Linked DNA regions of Mus musculus: region 2 is linked to region 1. A link is a loop called in an ENCODE intact Hi-C map of the cell type or tissue named here. Cell type or tissue: left cerebral cortex. All regions are shown on one strand. Links, peaks and the distances in the headings refer to the core of each region. The heading gives the core; the rest is flanking DNA.

Region 1 (12,320 bases), core at 1,368-9,367:
AGTGAATTAGAACTTAGTAGGCAAGAAGTGTATCTATCATCCAGCGAAGTAACAAATCTGAAGTTTGAAAAATGTGACCTATTTTAAATAATGTCAAAGTCTGTACATTTTTACTTTTAAATGTTTAATTAAGATATTTGCATGTATAGTGCACCTCGTTTTAAATTCCAAACATCCATTTACAGGTTAGACAAGTAAATATCAACTCTATTTCTCTCTATGTGTGTGTTTAAATTTCATCTAAGTTATTCAGTTCCTCATAAATGTTTTGGAGTCTGAACCTAGGGTAGTTTTAAAATTCAATCTAAACTTTTATAGGTTATCATGCTAATTAAAATCAGCTTAAACTACCCAAGTATGTAGTGAAATATTTGTACACTTCAACTGAAGATGAAACCCTATTGCAAATATCCATGAAACTCAGAGTTCGCTCAGACTGTAAAGTACATGTGATTTCACAGGAATGATAAATAATATTTTCTTGCACAATATGAAGATGAGGTGTGATGTTTAAACTTTGCAATGAAATTGAACCTACCTAACTGAACTGTTTTTCCTTTTTAATTAGTTTGCAGGTCGAAGTAAGAAGGAAACCAAATACTCTCTTAAGGCAGTTGAAGACATGTTGGAGACATTGCAGATCACTCAGTCTTGAGGTTTCAGGAACCCATTTGACGTTAGATTTCAAACTACACAGTTGAACTTTTTGGCCTGTGACTGAATTTACTAAATATCTAGTGCTATTTGTATTCTAATTTTCTCTGAAGAGGTTGTTATAAAGAATGTTTAACTAAACCTCAGCTTGCCTTGTACTGCTAGGAAGCAGGGAGATGGAGGTAATCCATGGGACAGAGATTTAAGACCTATTGATTGTATATCCATCCTCGTATATCACCCCTACACCTTATTAAATAAACCATGGTTTATTAAACTCATGTATGAAAATTCTAGTTTCTTTTGTTTTATTGGAATTCGTGTGTTGTTGTAGAGCTCATTTGTCAGCTAAGTTCTTCTCGTTGGTGAGGAGAAACATACAAATATATAGCTTGCAGAAACAAATTATTTTGAGTATTTTACAGTGTCAGGCTGGATTTTGTTGTACATTTCAGTGGGCTGTTGAGGTTTTTATTCTTTCAAATTGTTCTAATAATAAATTTTACATAAATTATAACATTCTTTAAAATTGATGATAGCTCTGTGAAGGTTTTGTTTGATGTAGACATTTTTATCCATAAAATGCCTCAAAGGCAATAATGGGCTAAACATTTAGAATTAACCCTTTTACACATTATGGTTATTAAAGCTTTTAATTGTGAATTACATATAATATATTTAGAATCATAAAAATATCAAGGATATTGTAACCACTGGGATCTCCTTAGTTTTCAGGGGAAAGGAAAAATCTAAACTATTTTTTAAAATATTATTACTGTTCTTATATATAGTCATCTCTTTACTACAATTTCTTGTCTGTTTCTTTGAGTAGTGCATAGCCAGTACTCTGCCTTCAACAGCACTTTGCTTGTCTCCATAGGTTAGAAAAGATTTGAGTGCTAAGCACCAGGCAGCTGTCTATACAGGGCTGTTTATTCTCCAACTATGAGTAGGGGTTACAGAAAATATTGACAACTACTTTCATTATCAGCTACTTTTAACCGTTTAAATAATTCTTTGTACCAGAAAATTGTTTTTGGTGTTTAATCTTACATGTTATAGGTATTTTCATTTTATAAGTTCATGAGCAATGAACAGAAATTTGTAGTCTTCTGTGAGCTAATGCTGCCCATGTGAAGATACTTTTTCACCACCGATCTGTTAGCATAAAGATATACGTTTTATGTATACAAACCTACTTACTGCATCTCCAGCATTATGAAACATTTATATTATCAGCATTATGAAACATAAATAACCTCGTGCCTGCACCTTTTCTCCCTTGCTAGATATGAATGTATCTCTGAAGTTGTATTTGTGTAGTAAGAAAGTTAGTTCTTCCTGTGGCTGCTCCCTGCGGTTTCCTTTGATTGTTCAAAGGTATTTTTAAAATAACTTCCTGCCTAAGTTTGTTGCTAATAGTAGTAATTTATAAATTTTAATATAAGTACACAGATAATTTCTATTTCTTCTTTATTTACAGTGAGCTGTTTTGTTTAGACAATGACAGAATTTCCTTTCTGTGACAGATACAGGACATGAGTAGAAGCTGTGTCAGAAATGTGAGGCTAAATATTTGAAAATAAATATATTTTATCATAATAGAAAAACTCTAGATCTATGTAGAAAAAGCATTTGGCAAACTTCAGTTTCCATTTATGATTCAGAATAAAGCCTCAGAAACAAAAGAAAACTTTCCTTACTTGATGAGCAGAATCAACAGCAACTTAACGGCAGAAAAACTACATACATTCTCAGTAAGATACTGAGCAAAGACAAATTTTCTTCATTTATGCCACATAATTGCATAGAAAAAGGAAATAAAAGGCTTGTAAACTGAAAAGGAAGAAAGAATTACATCTCCTTCCCACTAAAAAGATTGTCCACAGAAAAAGTTTAAGGTAGCGTCCAAAATATACCGGATTCATACATTAATTCAGTAAGGTCAGTAAGGTTTTGGGTTTTTGTTTGTTTTTTGCTAAGCAAAAGAGAAATTTTTTGATGAATATGACTCATGCTAATAAAATGTATATAAAAAATCATTTTTTCGGGATTAAAGGCTTTAACATTTTAACAGTTGTTTTCTCAAAGTGGTTCTATAGAATTAACGTAATTTCTGTCAGGATTCTCCATTTATTGTAGGTCAAAAGATGATTCTGCAGTGTGTGAAAAGGCATCGCCAGAGAGGGGCATTAGCACTTGAAGACAAGAAAATTGAGGGATGGTGCTGCTAGGTACTAAGATAGAAGGCTGCAGTGAGCAGGACTCTTGGAGTGGTCAGTATGAAGATCGGATCGGCAGGCAGGAAAGGATAACCAAGAAACAGACCCATAGCTGGATGGACATTTGATTTTCGAAAGTACTGTTTGAAACAATGTGTTGGAGCAACTTTTAAAAGTACTCTGGAACAGTTACAGATAGTTAACAAAACAGCATGTGCTTTTATTTGGAGGAATTGGGTGGGATCAAATCCAGGGCCTTGACCTTGAACCCACACTTAGGCAAATGCTTTATCAAGTGAGCTACGCCCTACTAATTCTAGCATTTTGTGTTTTTGAAAGGTAATCCTGAGAGCCACTGAAATTGGAAACCCATTGTTATACTAAGTTGGTGGACAATGGAGACTTGTTGCTGTGGAGATCTGTATGTTTCATTCTTTGCTGCTTAACCTTTTTTTATGTTAGTGTTTATTGTATTATATTTTTCTCTTTTCGCTTTGCATCTTTTTTCTTTTATTTTTAACTCAAACTTCTTTTTACCACAAACCTTTTACCCCATGTATTTTATATTTTGGAGTATTTTTTTTCTTTTTAATTTAAGAATAGTTTATCACTTTTAAGTAACTATCACTTTAATTTCTCAGAAGTTAAGGTTAATTATTTCTATTTATGTTAAGTGCCCTCAATATCATGAGAAACATTAGACATTTATAAAGTAGCCTATTGATATTCATATGTAAATATTTTCCTGTAGGTCTATAGGTACACATCCATATACATTCATAATTGCAGGGGTTTTTTGCAACAAAATATTATCATCACCATAATGTAGGGAAGATACATGCTTTGTATTATAGTATGCAATACTGCTGCTCCACACAAAATAGCACAGCAGAAAGCAAGAATACAGAGTTCCTTAGCCATTGTTCTTGTACAGCTTATAGTAAATTTGGATATCTCTCAAAAACTAAATTAGAAGTAACCTTCATTAAAAAATGAGTGAATTCCAGTATGATATTTGCATCTCTATTGTTCACAAGAATATAAAAACTGTAAGAATTTAAAATTCATTTTAAAAATCTTATGTATATGGATGTTTCACCTGCCTTATTGTCTGTGCACTACATATCGAAGCCTGAAGAAGGCATCAGATTGTCTGGAGCTGGAGATACTGATGGTTATGAGCCATTTGGGTGCTGTGTATCAAACTCTGGTCCTCTCAAAGAACGAACAGTATTCTTAACTGCAGAAACATCTCTCCAGTTTACAAAATTCATTTTTAAGATGTTTAGATATGTGAGAAAATTCTCTACTTCTATCAAGTTACTGTGTAACTTTGGTGAACTTCCTTTAGCAAGGAAGTCACTATTAGGGAAGCTTATACAGTAACAGTAAAAAAATTATATAACAGAATGAATTAGAAATTTTAAGAACTGCCCATCAAATGTGGGATAAAGTATTGAGTGTCCTTTGTGACTTGAATTTATTTTCGAGTACCTCTTAGGCAAATGGGTTATGAATTACATGGAAGGGTGAGTGTGCCACATCTTCTGAGACCCCTTGTAGCTTTGGCTGTCCACAGCAATTGGCAGTCAAAGTGAAGGTCTCCAGAGTGCTAAGAAGGAACCACTGCTTTCAAATGTTCAGCTCAAATGACAACTGGTTTTGGATCTAATTTCAGTTTCCTGGCCTAACTGTCATTCTTCGTAGGTCAGAGAGGACCAGAGAAAATACAGCCCCATTGTTTGGTAACCCCTCAGTGACTTAAAACAAACTACTGGAATACAGATGCCTATCATTTTTGTAATTAAAATATTAATGAGGGGAATCAGGGTAGTGAGAAAATGTTGAAGATACATATATATTATGCGTGTATGTACACACACACACACACACATCTTTCTAAAAAGAACTTAAAAAGAACTCCAAATAGTACCTTCTACATGGTAACAAACAAACGATTGATCACCAGTAATAATCAAGATTGTGGGTAGCAAACACACCCTCCAGTGTCAGGAGCTCAGTTAGTGTGTCTAACAAGCCACCTGGTTGTCCAAAAATATGTTTTGTGAACATGTAGAATAATTTTGAAATAGAGTAATTAATGATGTATATTCCATATGACTCCAATTCCTGCACACACAAAAAAACATTATTATAAAGATTAGAAAGAAAACTGTTTTAAAGGTTAAAGAAATCAGTAAAAGGTGTTCAACAAAATATTTGTTTTCATTTTGAGGTAGGAAGCTATAGACTTCACATTCTTGATCATATTCTTTAGCTTCCCACAAGGAAATATTGACTATTCTACAGCATATTTTGTAGCATTAATAGCATTATATCTATAGTTGATATGTTAAAAATATCAATTTTAGTTGATTAGTTAAAATTCATAATTTAGTAATTATTGGTTTGAAATAACAAAGCTTTCATGTTAAGTTCTATACTATTTCACAAGCCTGTAGAAGTACGCCACCTAGTGTTTACCTTTTTTAAATTCTAGAACCCGCAGGCTAGGTTGGTATTATTTTTTTATTATTTTAAAATTTATTTATTCACTTTACAACCCCCTATCAGCCCTTGATCTCTCCTCATTCCAACTTCCCCTTCTCTCTGGAGAAGCCCCTGCACATCAAGTCACGGCAGGACTTGTCCCATCTTCTCCCACTGAGGACAGACAAGGAAGTCCATTTAGGGGCAGTTGATGTTATTTTAAACTACAAAATGTGGTCATGATTTATTCAAATCAATCCAGAGGTTAAAATAATTGTGGAACATTGTTATATATGTGCTCTAGCTTTTTGACATCAGACTTTCCTAAAGTTGTTATATATTTGATGGATGTTTTTCTTATTTGATTATCCCAATTCAGCAATTCACTTAACATGCCAACTTGTAGTAAATAAGAAATTAAGTTCAAGAGTTACAAGTTTTAAAGCCTTAGGATTAATTTGAATATATGATTATTAGTTAAATAATGTGAATAAATCAATACTTATGTGTATGTCTAACAAGGGCAGCGTCATTTATCCTTGGTGTGTTCATTGAGTTTATAAGTGTAATTGTATTAATTGAGGTCCTAGTCATTGAATATTGTCTGATGATGGAAATTTGCATTTTGGATGCACATTAGCCTGTATTCCAGTAGGAAACATTTTCAAATGTTAATACAAATGTAAATTTAAAACCCTTTGATTTGATCCCTGTGGCTTTTCAAGTAGTCTTGTGGTTTAAATCTGGAATAGTACCATAGGCTCATGTGTTTGAACACTTGGTGGCCAGTCGATGCTGCTGCTGCTTTACAAGTTCTTGGAACCTGTAGAGGGGAGCACTTGGAACCTGGAGGAAGTGCTTGTCTTGGGGCAAGACTTGAGATTCCATAGACAGGATCCCTTGCTCACCACCCTCTGCTTCATAATCATTTAGGCAGTGTTACCTCATGTTCCTGCTGGCATGCCTTTGCTGTGATAGACTGTATTCATTTCTAAAGCATGAACATAAAAAAAAATTAAAACAACCCTTCTTTGAATTTTCTTTTGTCATAGCAATGAGAAGAGTAACCAATATGCAGGCAGACATGCCCTGGAACAAAACGTCAAAACCTAAGGAGGGCTGGTTTTAAGATTTATTCATAGGGATGAAGTGTTGAGAATTGGTTCTAATGCTTTGTCTTAATTCAGCTCCCCAAATCACACAGGAATCTGCATCTCCAGATGCTAAGGGTCCCTATCCTCAATTGGTTTTTGATTAATCAATGAAGAGCCAAAGGCCAATGGCTGGGCAGGGTAAAAAAAGTAGAAGGACTTTTAGGATTCCTGGGCAAGAAATGCAGAAGAGAGAAGGAAGAGAAGTGCCATGACACTGAACCTGATGAGATTTCGGAGCTTCTGAAGAGAATCGTCCAGCAGTGGAGGTGCAGAAGGAAGGCAGCCCCATGGGAGGGCTGCCCAGAGGGAAAACAGGGCAGGAAAGGTACAAAACAGGTTTAGAAAGTGTTAACTGAGAAATACCAGAGGTGAGTGTGTGCTAGCTGAGGAGAGGTTTGGAAGCACCCAACCATTGAGCTGGTCATGGCGTATCAAAATATAAAGGTTGAATGTGTGTCTTTCATTTGTGAATCCAGAAAACTCTAACAGTGTTAGAAGTGTGATCACCACTAGGACCTCAGAACAGATTAACAATTCACCACTAAAATAAAGGTTTTTAATGAAGATACTGTTGCTTACGATGTTGAGTTCTCTAGGCTGTTCAACTAACTGGACAGTGCGAGAGAGAGAGAGAGAGAGAGAGAGGGAGAGAGAGAGAGAGAGAGAGAGAGAAAAGCATTAATATATACTAGAGATTGTGATAGAGATTTCATCAACATCGATAAAAAAACTTTAAAATTTGAATCCTGAGCTACTTACAACTACCAAAATCCTCAGTTCTATCTTTGAAAAAAAAAAAAATCCCTATTCCTCATAGTTCTTACAAATGGCACTTGTAAGAGCCGCAGTTTTTTTACTTCACGATTGGAATGTTTGAGGGCAGATGATACTGCTTACAAGATGGGCCACACTGAGTTCAGGTTGCTTGCTGAAGCAGCGCTTTCGTTCTCTGGTGGTCTCTATCTATGTCTTCTACCAACAAATGCAAAAGCTCCCAGTAAGAATGTCTCCTTTCAGTTTCCCTTCTCCTCAGGCATATACTTGTCCTAAAGAGAATGCTTAGGAAAGTGTGCTGACCTCATATTTTGTCTCCATGCCAACTGATGTCCACAAGGAGTAGCAAAGAAGTGCTAAGCTTCTCAACACTCAAACTGAGGTTATCAGTCTGTGAATTTAAATAGCAACATTTGAAAGTTATAGGCTAGGTTTATTTTTAATTGATTATGACAAATTTTGCTTAGAGCCCAGCAGGAACTCCTTGACAGCAGCTTACATTTTGCAGAAATTCAGAGTGAAAGATTTATGAAATTTCCCAATCTGCTAAGAATATGAACCAGACAGAAAAATTATCCACTAAGTTATAGTAAATGTCAGTGGCTTTAAAACAAAACAAAACAAAACAAAAAAACCCTTTAAACCCAAATTTATGTTTTAGTTCTAAAGGATATATACATTTTATTTATAATATTGCCTTATGGCTTTATGGTACCCAGAGTCTCTTGCAGTTGCCATGGGGAGCTCTGTTGTTCGTCAGTGCAGAGTTTTCTGCTTGGCACAAAATATATTTATGATGGCATCTGTGTTTGCTGGTTGTTGCATTTGCAGTGGAACTTGTATTTCAGCCAGTTGAAGAGAAGGGGAAAGAAAGCATATTAAACTTGACTTCTGGGCAATGAAACTGAAGCTTCTCGTTACTTGCATTGATTCATTCCAAGAACACAAAATGTAGCTGCAGTCGTGTTCCCTTGTTCTATACATGAGGCAGGCTTTTCTAATAATATAAAAACCCAGGAGATCAAGAACACTGTACTCTGTCAGTTGACAGGGCACTGGCTTTTAATTGGAATTTTAATATGGGGAATTAGTCCATATGGAAATTCTGAATTTTGTTTGCTTATTGAAGAGGAATCATCAATATCATATAATGCATCATTTACTTTAAACAAGGGGAACCTTTTTCAGATTTTTAAGGCAGGGTTTCCCTATCACCAAACCTAACTTTGAATGCTCGATCCTTTTCCCTCAGCTTCCCAAGGGCTGGGATTACACGCGTGTTGCTATATCACCCAACTGCAACTGAAAATCTAAATAAACTATCTTAAAAATTCAGCTTTCAGTTATAATGAAAGAACCAAGATAGGAAATGACAGTTAATTTATTAGAGTCTGCGATTTTTTCTTAAAAATAAATTTTGTTTTAGATTTACCATATATTGTTCAATCCAGTTTTACAAGTTTGGCTTTGTCTACTACATAGCCCTGTTTGATCATCATCAGACTATCATCAGGCATCCCAAGAGCAATCAAGACTATAGAAACACTTTAATATGGGTCCTTAATATAAAGAATTAATGCTTAGGTATATACATTATTTTCATTGTAATTTTGTAGATTTTTAAAAATTTCAATGTTTGCAGTATTAGAGACAGCATTTGATTCAACATGAACTTACAATGTTTCATGTCACAGATATGGTGGTACATATGTGTAAAAGGGGTGATAGTGATATCATTGTTGCACCTTGCTACTGAGGTTGTAGTCTACCAGGTCCAGACAGCTTTCCTGTGCTTGGCGGAAAATGGAATACTCCCTTTTCTTAGAGGGTCTTCATCTTCTCCACGACCTGTGGAGTTTGACCCTCAATCTTCGACCTGAGGAACGTCTCTCCATGGAAATGAAATATCCCCAGAACCTTAAGCCTCAGCCAATGAAACTCAGCCAAAGAAGAATCCCTTCCCTCTCTCTAAGTTTCCTTTTGTCTTGATTCAACCTGAATAAAGTGCATGTGCATAAGCTGTTTCACTGACCCTCAGCTAAAAGAGCCGCTTCGTTGAATACGGTATAAGAGCCGGTATAAGCGCCTGTAATACTAAAATCCTAGGAGAAGGCCTTCTCCTTGCTACATCCCCTGCCAGACCTGGATCCTGCCAACCCATCCATTTTAGACTGCCTGCCATTCTTTCCTACCTGGTATGCAGCAGTACCTGGACACCACAAGGTAAGAAGTGGAAAATGGAGCCACAGATAATGATCTCATTCTTAGATTTTGCCCTCAAGGAGCTTTCTTTTAGTATGAAAGATAGTCAATAAGAAAGAAAATTCTTCTTTTTTTTTTTTTAAATCACTAATCAACTTTCCAAGATGTCAATGTAAGAGTGAAAGTCCAGCATCTCATAACTGAATGCTTATGCAGCACCTTCAAACGATAATGAAACTAAGGGTTGGGAAATTTTGTGATCCCATGTGGGAAGAGTTATGCTTTTCTTATTTATTTATTTATTTTTAAAGACAGGTTTTCTCCATGTAGTCCTGTCTGACCTGGCTGGAATTTGCTATGTAGACCAGACTGGTTGTGAACCTCTGCCTCCCAAGTGCTAGGATTAAAAGTATATGCCACCTTCCCAGCATGTCCCACCACTGCATGACATGCCCCATTTATAAGGAGGAGAAAACAAAACATTTTAAAGTGATAGGTTTTATGTCTTTCTTGCTAGGAGCGAGGTTAAGACCCAGAATTTGTATAGTAGAACAGGAAATTCCAATATACTTTAAAACATATAAGAGATATCTGTAATTTCCATCTACTATAAAGTACCTGTGGGGCAGTTTTTTTGTTTGTTTGTTTTGTTTGTTTTTTTTTGTTTGTTTGTTTGGTTTTTTTTTTTTTTCGAGACAGAGTTTCTCTGTGCAGCCCTGACTGTCCTGGAACTCACTCTGTAGACCAGGCTGGCCTCAAACTCAGAAATCTGCCTGCCTCTGCCTCCCAAGTGTGCCACCACACCCAGCTCTGTGACAGTATCTTTATTACTACTACTTTGGAAATATACAACTAAAACCACTGGGGATTTTTGTTATAGACTATAACAGCTAAAGAAAATCTAAAGAGAGTGTTAAGTATGTGACAAGCTTTCTTTTAAAGATAAAATACATGATTTCAAAAGTGACATCAATTCTTACATTTTTTTCCCTTATCTTAGAAAAATGATTTACTGACCATAGTTTTATGGAGGAGAATTAATTGGTTTAAATTTTACTATTGTCTTCTATTTCTATTTTTTTATTTTAAATAATCATGCTCATTCATTAAAATATTTATCTCTGCTCATTTGAGCACTTAAAATTCCATGGCAGTGTTCAGTAAAGTCTGGTAGTGGTTTTCTTGTGTGATAGAACATTATGAATCATAATTTTCTGAAATAATAAAAGAATCTTAAAATCTTATATGTAATAGATTTTATGTGCTACTGATTAGAAGGTTACTTCTGATCTTTTTGAACAAATAACCTCTTTCATAATACTGCATGATTTTGATACCTCAAGTATTTAAGCTTATTTTCTGGTTTTTTTATGACATCTTATAAAGATACTTTAGCAAAAATGAGCTTTCATAATTGTTGTATTTAATTCTCAAATTTTGATGGAATGGTAAGTGTTGTCAATTTAATGGGATCTGAAATACACTAAGGTATTCCTATGGGTAGATCTCTGGGGGGAAATTTCCAGGAAGGTTTACTGAGGAAGAAGACACTCTCCAAGAATGGGCTGGTCCTTCTACCCTCAGTCCACATACAAAGGGTAGGTTGCAGAAGAAAAGCATCCTCCTGCCTTGCCTCTCACTGATAATCACAACTATCTCATCATTGCTACTACAGCTGATGTTCTTCACTGATATCAAAATAGCAATACTTCCACTGTTTGGAGTCCCAGCAACCCCCCCAACCACATCATGTATGCAAAGGGTCTAATGCAGACCCATACCATCTCTGTTGTTGCAGCTTTAGTCTTTGTGAGCCACTTTTGAGCCCTGCTTAATTGATTCTGTGGCCCATGTTTTCCTGGTGTTCCTGACCATGCTGGCTCCTACAATCCTTTCTCCCTCTCTTCTTCAAGTGTTCCTGGAGCTCCACCTAATGTTTGTCCATGGGTCCCTATTCCTGCTTACACCAACTACTAGTGGAAGCCTCTCTGATGATCACTAGGCACCCATCTATGACATAGATACAAGCATCCCTGCGTACATGTGTACGGACATACATATTTATTTTTGCCAACTGTGTTTGGTTCTACCTTTGATCTCTGAGCCATCCAGCTTCTGAATCCTGGCCATCCAGGCAGGGTCAGGCATGAGCTTCCTCTAGTGGTTGGACTTCCAGTTAGACCAGTTATTGGTTGGCTACTCCCACAAGCTCAGAGCCACCATTGTCCCAGTGCATTTATTGCAAGCAGTACTGGTTCATAGGTTGGTGTCCCAGTCCCACCACTGATAACCTAACCTGGCTACAGAAGATGGCCAGTTCAGGCTCCATATCCTCCATTACTAGGAGTCCTCTCTAGGGTCACCCTGATAAACTCCAGGAAGTTTCCACTGCACTAGGTTTCTACATCACCCCCTAAATATTCACCTATTCCAGTTGTCTCTCCCTGTGGGCTCTCCCTCCATCCCACCTACCCCACGATGATCTCTCTTGTTCCTATACCCTCCTACTCCTAGTTCATCCACAAAATCTATTCTAGTTCTCCTTCCCAGAAAATTCTGTGCCTCCCTCCTAGACCTCTGCTCTTTATATAACTTCTCTGGGTCTGTGGATTGTAGTATGACTATCCTGTACTAATAGCAAATATCCAATTCTAATTCAATACATATTGTGTTTATCATTCTATGTCTGGGTTGCCTCACTCAAGATAAATTTTTTTTCTAATTCCTTCCATTTACATGCTAATTTCACGACGTCATGTTTTCCTAGCAGACGAGTAATACTCCATTGTGTAAATGTGCCACATTTTCTTTATCTATTAGTTGC
Region 2 (12,138 bases), core at 1-8,000, 360 kb before region 1:
AGCTAAACAAAAAACAACACCCATTTATGAATGCAGTTTACTCACAAGAACTCTAGACAGATAGTGGTGGTTAACAGTAGCTTGTAGGAACTGTTTTACTAAGTGAAGAGGAAGGGGCTAACAACTGTGAGCAGTTACCATGGAGACGAAACATGAGTTGCCAATCAGTCTCCCCAAATATCAGCATGTGTGTCCCTTCTACAAGGATAGGCATTCTTACCACTGTGTTTGTGCCTAATTAATAAAATTGTTTCAGCTGGGCCCTATTAGGGACCATTAAATGCACTTTTATGAAATAAAGGGAGAAAGCTCAGCCGAAGTCTATGACGGTCTTCATGAGATAGTTTTGCCCGAAAGTTGACGAGGTTGAAATTTTATTTTCTCAATCCTCTGGTTATCTTTGGAATAAAACGTGGGGCTAAAGGATACATTTGCTCTCTATTTCAGACTGGATGCAATTGATTTTAACTGACTAAATGATCTGATCTCTGCCAAGGATTTTATTTCATTAAGAAAATGATATTAAGGAGCATCTGAGATCATGGAGCAGACTAAACATAATGCCAAAGAAGTTCTGAGAATATGCCACAGTGAAGGTTTGATTATTTGCAGATGGAATAAAAAAAAAAAAGAAAAGAAAAAAAGAAAATCAGGTCCCAGGGGCAAGCCTAACCAATCCTGGTGCCATTGCTGCCTGCCTGCATCAGAGCACAAAGCCAAGGAAATAACTCATCTTTTATGCTACAGCACCTTTTTTTTTTTAAAGTAGTAATCACTTTTTTCCTAGAAGGTAATATTTAACTGCCACTATACAAAACAAAGGAGCAAGGGGAAATGTTGATACCACAATAGGCTCTAACATGTCAACTGTCAGTATTGACACGATTTGGCTGGTAGACAGGCATTCACAAAAAAAAAAAAAAAAAAAAAAAAAAAAAAAAGAAAGAAAGAAAAAGAAAAAAAGAAAGAAAGAAAGAAAAAACACCAAACCTTAATTTAAATCAATCTCCTTTGGAAAAGCCAATTGTTTGGTATGCACAACAATTGGTATAGGATCAATCAGTGGACATGAGATCAATTAAAAGCAGCTTAAGTTTGTGAGGAGGGACAATTCACACAACTTGAGTTAGATCTCTATTCATTTCAATATGCTCACAATACAGTCCCTTAAGCTTCCTTGCAGGGCAGAAAAGCTACTATGACCCTGCGCTGTCTAGCCAGTCCTTTAAGTAGTTCCACTTTTAATTAAAAACACAGTGCACCCTTTGTTGGCACAGATAGTATGGTCACTTTAAAAACTGTAGTTATTTCAGGCATAAACTTGGGATTCAGGAAGAGACATCTGTTGAGGGAGAGAAAGCCAGAAACATACTTTGATAGACACTTTTTGAAACAGCCATACCCATTGACATGTACATGAAAGCCTTCAAACTTTAGGAAATGACAAGGTTGCTCTGGCACACATTACCCCTGCACACTTTCTAAGTGGGTTTTTAAATGTCAGAGCTTGGGACTATAGATGGCAATAGCTGCAAGAGATTTTTTTCGAAAGCAAGCTCTGAAAACAAAATAGGATGTGATTCAGACACGCAAGAAGGAAAGCACAGGCACAGAGCCTGGGAGATGGCCCTACAGGAGAAATAAAGGCATGCAGTATCGCTCCTGGCCGCAGGAGTGCTGTGATACCATTCTCCACTCAGCAGCATCTCCACACTGTATCTCAGACAATGCCCCTAATTCTTCTGCACGCAAGCACAGGGGCCAGCAGTGGGAATCAGAAGTCCAAGTCATGTAATAGTCAGGAATGTGCTAAGGAGTTTTAGGTACTTCTGTATTTTGCAAACTTTATGAGCTTTTGTATTTTCAACAAAATTGATTTCAGTTCCAGTTTTTTTTTAAAGCAGACATAGCTTCTCCAAACACTGCAGACCACAATATAATAATAATAATAATAATAATAATAATAATAATAATAATAATAGTAATAATGATATAAGTATTGCCACATCTGCCAAACAACACCTGAAAACATAATGGCATGGAGAAAGGGTCCTGTTGGAAGAGGTGAGAAGAGATAAAGAGTCACTTTTCAAAGTTGGGTAGCAACATCAAACTCTCCCAGCTTTTGAAGAGGACTTTCTCCATGATGTTTTATATGTAGTAACCTCTGAAATAAAGAAACATTCCTCAAATGTCAGAAATGATGCAGAAAAAAAAAAAAGACTGGGGTGGATATATGTGTTCTTTATAATAAGCCAGAGACATGTAGCAAATTAAAAAACACTAGTTCGTTGATTGTCACACACCATGGATGACGTGAAGTTTTGCTCTGGAATAGGCCAAGCTCTTCAGCTCATGAGGAAAGCTTAATGCCCCCTCAAAATGTCAACAACAGCACTGATCCCTCCAAAACTAGCTTCAGGGCCAGAGTCTTTATCCCATCAGAGTCGTTTATAGCCTGGAAAAACAAAGCCAAGGTCTCCAAGCCTCATGACAAACTCTATCAGTGTAAAAAGACCAAATTGGTGGTCAGACAACTGACTCTCCTCAGGTGCTAACAAAGGGCCCTGTGCTAGTACTTCAACGCTATGTCTGTGTGATGCTGTACGTGTTTACGTCGCTACAGAAAACTTCATTGTGTCTGGCTCAAAAAATGCCCTTGGTTTAGCTGCCCCTCCCCAGTAAGACTGGAAGACAGGAGTCCAGAAATATGTGCACACTAAAGTTGAATTCTCTGAAATCTTTCTGGAGGCTTCCATCTGCCTTCACCCTTCACACAAGTGATGGATGGAGAAGCTAGCATTTAAAAAGACTCACATGAATCTCATTGAGTACAAAACCCTTCCCAGAAACTGCCGCTTTTGAGAAAACAAACAGGGCAATGTGGGCTTATTTGTAACAAACATTCACGCTGTAGGGGAGAACTCCCTGAGAAAGCCAGAGTAGGAGTCGCTACTTAATTCATTAAATTCCCATCTCTGCTAGGGTTCCGGAAAAGTGGAACAGTGTAGCTTTTTTTTTTCTCCGCAACTCAGGTTCTCCCATGCAACTTGACATTTCTCCCCAACAACACCCCCTCCACACACACACACACACACACACACACACGCCAGACCATGTCTAAAATTATCTGGAGCAGGATTTAGGGCACACGTGGGTCGGGAAATTAAAGACACTTGGACTTCAAGGAAGATGATTAAGAAGACAAAAGGAGAAAACTAGAAAAATGGTGCCACATAAGAAATGTGATCCAAAGAAGAGTTCAGGAGAGGTGGCACAGACTGTGAACCACATGATAAATCCCTGGGCGCTTGCGGGAGGGAAGCCCAGCACATCAAGCTCCCAATGCTTCTAAGGTCCCATCGCACCCACTAGGGACAGAAGGAAGCTTTCTGTGGAGTTCTGTGACCCTGAGAATGGTCAGTGGTAGCCCACACAAAAACTGGGGTGCAGAGCACAGTCCTGTCCCTCGAGTCCCTAAAGCCTAAATGTGAATAAGCACTCCCACCCACTCAGGAACTCCACGCACCTTCAGCCGAGCGCGACCCACCTCGCTTATTGCGTCTCCATCGGTTGCCTTGGCACTGGCTGTAATCCATACAGTTCAGAATGATGAGGGCAAATGAGAAGAGGCAAAAACGCATCTGGACGGTCGGGCTGGGGAGAGACACCTCTCAAAAGTCGAGGAAATGACGGGCTCCTGGAAGGAGACAGTGCGGGTCGCGCTCCTAGGGAGGACTTAGAGACAGATGTCACTGCCCTGCGGCTGCAATGATCAATTTGGCTCGATGAGCATCTCTCCCTCCACGGTGAACCTGGGAGAGGAGGAAAAGAGAAGCTGGGTGGGTGGAGGACTGAGAGAACCCGGAGGAGGTACCTGCACCTTCGCGCCTCTTAGTTTAAAGAAAGGAGGGAGGGAGGACGCGAACTCACTGGCACGATCCACGCAGCAGTTTAACGCAGATGGCACAGCTGCAGGAGACTTGGAGAGGAAGGTGATTACAATCAGTGAATTAGCAACCTCTGCGGAGCACTGCCTTCTGACCCTGGAGAAAGGGCGTTGTGCGAGCTCTGCAGAAGGAAAGGCGCTCTAGAAGCAGCCGAGCGCAGGGCTTTCAAGGGGCGCTCTGAAGCCTTTCGCTCCCCGGATGGGCTATCCCAGCGCCCCAGCACCAGGTGTAGATCGCCTACCGTGCGCTCGCGTCTCTCGGGCTGCACGGCGTGCCTAGGCGCGGCGCTCCATGCCAGGCTCTGGAAGCGAGCCGGGCTGTTTGGTCAGCACGTGGGCTCGGAAAAAGTTTGCGGACACCCGCCGGGAGCTCTTGGCAGCTTTAGGATTCCGCCGGCTGCAGAAGGGTCCGCGGACCCCGAGGGTCCTCGGGGCTGGCGGCGCCTAGCAAAAGCGCGCGGCCGGGCAAGCGCGACCGCAGGCGCTGAGATGCTGGGTCTCCGCCTGCGAGAGCGATTCCTAGTCGAGGGGCGCGTCCACTCTCTTCTTGGTGTCCGGGTCCAGTCGCTGCTCCCAGGGCTCTCTCCACCACCACTTCGCAGCTGAAGTTTCTCGCTGCCTGAGCTAAGGGAGACAGAACACTGCCCGGAGGCCGAAGGGATGTAGCCAGCGCACTTTCCGATGGAGATGCAGACAAGCTAAGGCTCGGGATGCTTCTATAAGTAGGTGGTGCTGTGGTCCAAGACATCTAAAGCCAGGCTGCCTCAGAGTTCCTGGGTCCTAAAGCCAGAAACGCTCGGGTTTCCCTGAGGTCCTAAAGAGTACTGACGGCATGCAGAGAGCTTCGTGTAAGAAAAATAATGCTCACCCGGCTTTCCCAGAGGGATGGTCTAAACTGAAGAGCACCTAGGGTGAGCGATATGGCCTGCCCTTGCTGTTCACACCCAAGGTGTCCTCTCGGGAACAATGGAGTCGATTCCCACCTCACCAATTAGCCTTTCTCCAGAAGAATTTGATGGGGAACTGAAGGTACCTTCTACTTTCCTCCTGAGTGCCAGGATGAGACTGCTGCTTCTGAAAAAACACTTCAGCCTTTAAAAAAAAAAAAAAAACAAGAAGACAAACCTCTGCCCTTTTCCCAAAATTTAAATCCTAGCCCTGCTCTGAAGGCAGACGTCCCCAGAAATTGAAACGCATGCTCAGTTTAAGGAGTAAGTTTAGTATTTCCCATTGCCTTTACCTTTCCACACAGCTGTTTTTTTTCCTTTACTTTATTTTTTTCCCAACAGATTTCACAAACATATGTGATACTTTGCAATACTCAAAAAATTGGGAGCTTTCTTCTTCAGAAATCGAATGTTTACCACTAGTTTGTTTTGTTCTTAATCTTTACCCCTCCTTTGTTTCCCAAGGTCTGAATTAAACTTCAAATGCCCTGAGTTGGAGAACTACTTACTATATCACTCATTAAAAACATTAGGTGCTACCAATTTTAATCTAGTGAAATCGTCTGCCATACATTCACTGCTATTGGGAATAATGTATTTCCTCTTTGAACAGAAGATAAGAATCTATAATGTTAGACTTGGCAATATAGGGAAATAATGTATGTCTTCTTTGAGCAAAAGATAAGAATCTATAATATTAGACGTGGCAATATAGACGTCTCTTTAAATGTGTTACTAGGCACGTTGTTACTGTAGCTTTTTAGTGGCTGTTGGTTGGTTTTATTTTTGAGATTGGGTTGTAGCCCAGGCCAACCTGGAACTCATCCTAGTAAGGCTGACCTAGAATTCCCAATCCCTCTGCCTCCACCACCTAAGAGCTAGGATTACAAACACATGCCCAGCCCAGGCTCCTTAATAACATTTTGTACTATTTCAATTCTCCCTTTTGTTCCTTCAGTTTCTGCATGGGCTCAGAAATTTGAACTGAAGAATCATATAGAAGTAATGGGGGCTTTAATAGCCATGTTTATTAATCACTCCACTATTTGGCTGTGATATTTCTGTTCTAGGAATTGGGGTCCCTGAGAACGACTAAGTGAGCCAGAGTTGAAGTTACTGGTGCCGTTTCCTTGATAAGAAAATTGAGCCATGAGACTTGCCCACAGGGTGCAAACTTCTGACAGGACACTTGGAAGCAGTTACTTTGACCCAGCTTCTCAAATCCTCAACTTTTATTTAAAAAAATATATATTTAGTGTGTGTGTGTTTGTGTGTGTGTGTGTGTGTGTGTGTGTGTGTTGGTGTTTTGCCTGCGTGTGTGCAAGTATGTTGCATGTGTTCCTGGTCCCTTTCAAGGCCACAAGAGGGTGTCAGATCTCCAGGGAATAGACTTACAGACCGTTGTCAGTGGACATGTGGATGCTGGGAATTGAACCCTCAGTCCTCTGGAAGAGCACACAGTGTTCTTAACTGTTGACATTTTATCACAAAATTTGGAAATGACTGGAAACAACTCAGCATAGGCTATTCTCTCTCCAGCTTGATAAGCAGCACTCTCTCCTCTCACCCAGTGTGCTGTCCTATAAGGATGAAATTCAAGAGGAAAGAAAACGCTTCCCTAAATAAGCTTCTCGGTTCCTGCATAGCTCTGAACACACTTAAGAGTGATGCATTTATCAGCAACCATTCAAATGAGCACAAACACAAGGGTATGTCGCACTACTTCACTGGGTTACTTTGCACAGTTATCTGGATCTCCACTTCTATGGCAGTAGTTTCAGGAAATTAGATCAAGTTCCCTTTCACCTCTTCTACCTAAAATCCATCTTTTAGGAATTTGCCATGGGGTCTAAGGTGTCTGAGAGCAAAGTCATCAGTGAATAGATTGGATTTATGGGCTGCTTATCCCCCAATACTTCAGAATGTCGCTCCTTTGAGTTGCCCTGTCTTAACCTGAAATATTTTAGAGTGGCCAGCTTCAGTGTTCAATGTGTGAGAAAAGAATTTAACACATCACTTTTGCAGCCTATGGTCAAATGTGTTTAATAACACACACACACACACACAAAGATAGACACTGGGAGAAAAGATGCCTGAGTATTTTTTTATCATATTCTGGTCTCCTCCATCTTTGTAAAGGATAGAACAGAACCTTAAAGTCTGTCACAATGCTGTATTTAAAGACTTACGCTTGATTTTTGCCACAAACTTATCTGTATAAAATCTTTTCCTTGTCCCCACACTAAGTATTTATTTCAAGAATCTAGGATCAGTCTCCCACTTAAAGCATAGCCTCACTGGATCCCAAACTGTGAAAGATCTTAATCCCGTACGTATCTTTGCTTCCTTTTGTTTCTAAGCTCAGAATGTGCTGTTGTTAGAGCTGGTGGTTCACAGTCACTCCATTCTGGAGACAAGAGATATTTTCTTCTAGTTGACTGGTTTCATTAAGGAGCTTTGTAAATAGGTGTGTGCCCAGTGTTTGTTTACAAAACACACTGATGAGGCATACTCCACATCATTCACTGCTATCAGAATGGCTCTCTCCCTTGGAAACAGTTTATTCTTGAAAAGCCTTTTGAGTTATGAGTCCACTTCCACACTTCCAGAGCTGAATATAGTCTTAATAAAATATGGGTGCCTATCAATCAAGTGGGTGTATTTATGCATGCCATTTTCTTACCTTTAACAGTTTCTCATGGCTCTTTCTCCTTTCAGCTAGAAGGTTGAAAGAACAGGAGTGTGAGATATCTCAGGTGACTGGAAATTCTTGTGTCTTCTTTTATTTTGTATCATTCATTCAGATAGCTTAAGTTTTCAGTTTTTGAAAACTACCTTCCTGTCTAAGCCCCTGGCACCTCCCTCTCCCAGGCAGCCTGTTCTCTTTCTTAGAGTGTGTTTTACTTTCGTATAGCTTCCCACATTTGAGTAGATGTTCAGAGGTAAATCCTTTAGCTATTTTTGTGCTTGCCAATCAATGTGTGTGTGTGTGTGTGTGTGTGTGTGTGTGTATACTCACATATATGTGAAGCTATGTACATTTATACATGTGTTCTTACCTCTTTAGCATCCTAGTGTCTCTCTTTGGAGCGACATGGATACTAATTCAGACCTCAATGTTTTAAGTGTGCCTTGGAGTTCAGTTCACTGTCATTTTTTTTCCTTTCATAAAATCATGTACATTTGCATTTTATTTAGTCAATTCCCTACATTGTCATCTTTTTTTCTGATTTTAAAAAGTACTGCTTCACATGATTTTACATGATAAATTCCTAAAACTAGGAAAGTTGAACTGGACAGTTGCATATACCATATACCTTTGTGTTCTCTGTCTCTCACTGTCTCTGCCCCTCTCTCTCTCTCTCTCTCTCTCTCTCTCTCTCTCTCTCTCTCTCTCTCTCTCTCTCTCTTCCCTTCAAATTGCTTCCATAAAGATTTAATGATATTTCATTGTATGAAAATTCTTTCTCACTAAAAAACAAACAATACATTTCTTTTTTTTTAAGAATTATTTATTTTATGTATATGAGTACACTAGAGTTGTCTTCAGACATACCAGAAGAGGGCATCAGATCTCATTACAGATGGTTGTGATCCACCATATGGTTGCTGAGAATTGAACTTAGGTCCTCTGGAAGAGCAGTCAGTGCTCTTAACTGCTGAGCCACCTCTCCGGCCCCAACAATACATTTCTTAATTATTAGTAACCAAAGTGGCTTTGTGGGCTGGAGAGATGGTTCAGTGTTTCAGAGCATGGGCTGCTCCTTTAAAGGACTATGGTTCAACTCCCAGCACCCATGTGGCAGCTTACAGCTGTCTGTTAACTCTAGTTCCAGGGATCTGACACCTTCTCACAGACATACATGTAGGCAAAACATGATCGCACATAAAATAAGAATAAATTACTTTTTTATTTCAGTGTGCTTGCAGCAAAGTTTTAACTAGTAATTCTTGGCTTTTAAACAAAACCATGCGCCCCTAGTATGTGTAAATCATTTTATTTCCTTTTCAGTTATCTCTCTGAAGATGTAATATATTCCTTCTCTATTGTCTTCGTGCTGTCTTTTGTGTTGTAAAATGTAGCCTGTTAATACAAATTATGTCTTCTGATTTGAGTTGAAAGTATGTTTCTTTTCTGTTTGGCTTTTGCCTTTTCAGAGTGGTTTTTATGTATATTAGTATAAATGAAGAAAACCTTAAAGAATGTGCTGGAGTGGAGTTTGTCAGTCTTCCCCTCACATAGGCTACAGCTGGCAGAATACTGCCCATGGCATTGCTTCACAGTCACATTCAGGAGGTGGCAGACGCATAGTTTCCGCAGCATACAGAGAATGCTCATGATTGATCTCCTGTCTGCAGGACAGGGCTAGGGTAGGACAGACTCAGCTTTTTCTGAATCTTGAGTGTTTATGTTCACAGATTTGGTTGAATTTGGCACTGACTCTTGCTTTCATTCACTGACTGATTCAGAGTCTCTTATCTTTTATGTTATCAGATATTCATAGCCTCAGACTAAAGTTTCCCACAATGTTTTTATTCATTGTTGATATTTGTTAAGGGTACATGTAGTATTACAGGCTGGGACAATTTTGGCATTTTGTGACATTGTGTCAGTATGGATTATGAAAATTTTTCCTCTTAAATATGTTAAATGTCCGTTTTCCTACCTACATGAGATGGCACATGCTCATTTATTATGTTTGTATAGATAAATTAAATTAATAAGAAAAATTTTCACTAACGTCACAGATCAGTTCTTATCTAGCCCAACTTGTTGTTTTAAAAAGTCCCACCATAATTACTTATTTAATGTTTTTAAAATGTATAAATGTTTGATTCTCCAAAAGCTAGTCCTGCCTCTTGAGAACTCATCTCTATGCTGATGTGATAACTCCTATTTCTTGATTTTGTTCTCCGTCTCCTGGAAATAATTTAGAAGGCCATATTGTTGATTCTAAAGAAAATCCAGATCAGACCAGATCACTAGAGCAAGCTCAAGATCTGACCTGAAAATTTGAAGTTATTTCCCTTCTCTAATCGTCTGTGCCCACACACTTTTTAACTGCATCACTTCAGTATTCTTGTGTGTGACTGCAGCTTTTGGAAGCAAACATTATTGTGAAAACAAGAGATACATGGAGATTCTCAGTTATCTAAGACTTGGGTTCAATTTTCACTGCTATGAATGGGGTATCTCTTCCACTCTGTTTGCACAATAGCTAATCTGTTTGTGGTGTGGCTGGGATAAACAACTGAGCAGATAACATCCTCCCCAGAACTTCTCAGTCTTAGCATCTACGGCAGATACACCATTTCAAACACCATCTTCAAGGGCAGGCAGACTTACAGCTCACCCTCAGCAAGTGAGTGAGAGCTCTTGGCAGGTAGTTCCTGTGCTACCCTCATTGCTTCTTCCAGTTTGTTTCCATCTTTATTTTACCTTTACTGTGGTTTTGTTGCTTTTTAGGTGTATTTTACCTTGAAATGTTAAATGGATTTCTAGAAGCCACTATGTTGAACCAATATGGAGGAAATGTTTTAAATATAATAGAAAAAATATACATTAGTAAGAAAACTAATAGGGGGTTCTTTGAGTTCCTGAAGACAACTACTCTATTCAAAATAGAACTGAGAAAATAAGCATGAGATGAACCTGGGGGCTGACTAGTCCCACTGGGAGATAGAATCAAGTGAGTGAGACAGACAGACAGACAGACAGACAGACAGACCAAATGTTCATAAACACCCCTCCTTGTGGTGGAACCCTCCTTGTGGTAGACCACAGTTGATAATATTTGGGGGCATCAAAAATTAGCTTTAAAGTAGTATCTGAGGGTCCCCCCAAAGTCTAGTTATTTTCCCTTCTTGAACATGGTCATCTGATAACACTAACTCTTACTGAGGATGGACAGGAGAAAGATTTATAGTTTTAGATTTGGCTTCATCTATTAAAGAAGTCTGGATCTATGAACTGGCTCAAACCTAGCTGTGCCTCTGTGGTGAAGTTATAGTTATAAGCCACACATACTGTTTCTCTGTTATACAAATCAGATAAGGTATTGACTGTCCAGTATAATAGATAAAATTGTTTTCTTAGTTATAAAAACAGATTAAATGGTAATAAATAGTCTTTTTACTTTATACAGGTATCAAATATCAATATTTGCTTGTTCTTATTATTCTGCTGGATCACACAGAAGTGTGGATTGTACTTAACTTGGTATCCAAATATTTAGATTGAAAAGTATAAGCCAGGTGTTGTGATGCATGCCTGTATTCCAAGTACCATTGACAACTGTCAAAAGTTTGAGGTCAGCCTGATCTACATAGTCAATGTTGTACCAGCCACGCTAAATAGCAAAACCTCATTTCAGTAAACCAAAAGAAGTAAACATAAGGTATGACACAGACAGTGTGGTGTAGCTAAACAAAGATGCTATCACCAGACAAAGAGCCATGCCAGCAGGATGTGTTCTCTTCTGCAAACATTTCATGTCTCTATGTACGTATGTAGTCATTGTATGTGGAAGCATAAATTCACCTTTGTGTTTGGGAATTTAATGTGATTAAGAGGTGTCCATTGCATGCCAGCGTGTGAAGAGACAAACTAATATGATATATACTGTGACATCTGGATTAATGTGGGAACAATTTTCCCCAATTCTCCACCTGCATATTTTGAGACAGAGTTGGATGAGAGAGAGAGAGAGAGAGAGAGAGAGAGAGAGAGAGAGAGAGAGAGAGAGAGAGAGAAACTGACATGAAATTGGGGTCCAAGCAGCAGAAATAAAATATTTCATCCTATTTGAATCTTATTTCCAGAATGAAGTAATGAGGAAGAAATGCTGAGATCCACAGACAGAGTAGCTTAAACCCACTCTCTTTGGCTCTCCATTTAAACTTCCCCCCTGACTCCTGGTCATTCCACGACCACCACTGGAGATCAGCTGTGAAGAACTGTAGCTCTTCTCTGTTGTGCCCACAAATCCCACTCCTGTTACCACATGCAGTACTTATATGTATAGCTCAGACTTTTGCCTTTCCTGGTCTTCCCTTTCCTTCCAGAACTTCAAATCCTCAGTCCTGTGGTAGCAGTGTAGGCTCTAATTCCTATGGTGACATTCTTCTAATTTTTTAAATGATTACCATACAAAGTGACAAGTCTTGTTATAGTATTTTCAAATATATATCTTCATGCTCCCTCCTGTCCTTCCCTGTGCCCTTCCCTCTCTGACTGGTTCC

What was found. Peaks named below come from ENCODE experiments on the same cell type or tissue, not always from the same donor. Only the 100,000 strongest peaks of a DNase experiment are listed, where the experiment ranks them.
Region 2: a loop joins it to region 1, with 4 times the contacts of the local background. A loop is called at or near these places in 8 of 42 quality-filtered maps.

What each region holds. Positions count from the first base shown.
Region 1 is chr15:43,526,829-43,539,148 of GRCm38, forward strand. It overlaps Emc2 (ER membrane protein complex subunit 2), which reads left to right. Exons shown (of 11, transcript NM_025736.2): 11 at 569-949. The coding sequence ends at 655. Among named protein-coding and RNA genes, the nearest start is that of Gm41316, 30 kb to the left of the region's middle. In left cerebral cortex, for the core only: a CTCF peak has its summit at 5,356 (motif pointing left); DNase peaks (open chromatin) are centred at 5,429 and 7,597.
Region 2 is chr15:43,166,181-43,178,318 of GRCm38, forward strand. Rspo2 (R-spondin 2) reads right to left here and starts at 4,638. Exons shown (of 6, transcript NM_001357956.1): 1 at 4,192-4,638; 2 at 3,551-3,815. The coding sequence starts at 3,644. In left cerebral cortex, for the core only: CTCF peaks have their summits at 1,662 and 4,735; DNase peaks (open chromatin) are centred at 1,641, 3,102, 3,354, 3,616 and 3 more places; H3K4me3 peaks cover 2,498 bases; H3K27ac peaks cover 1,050 bases.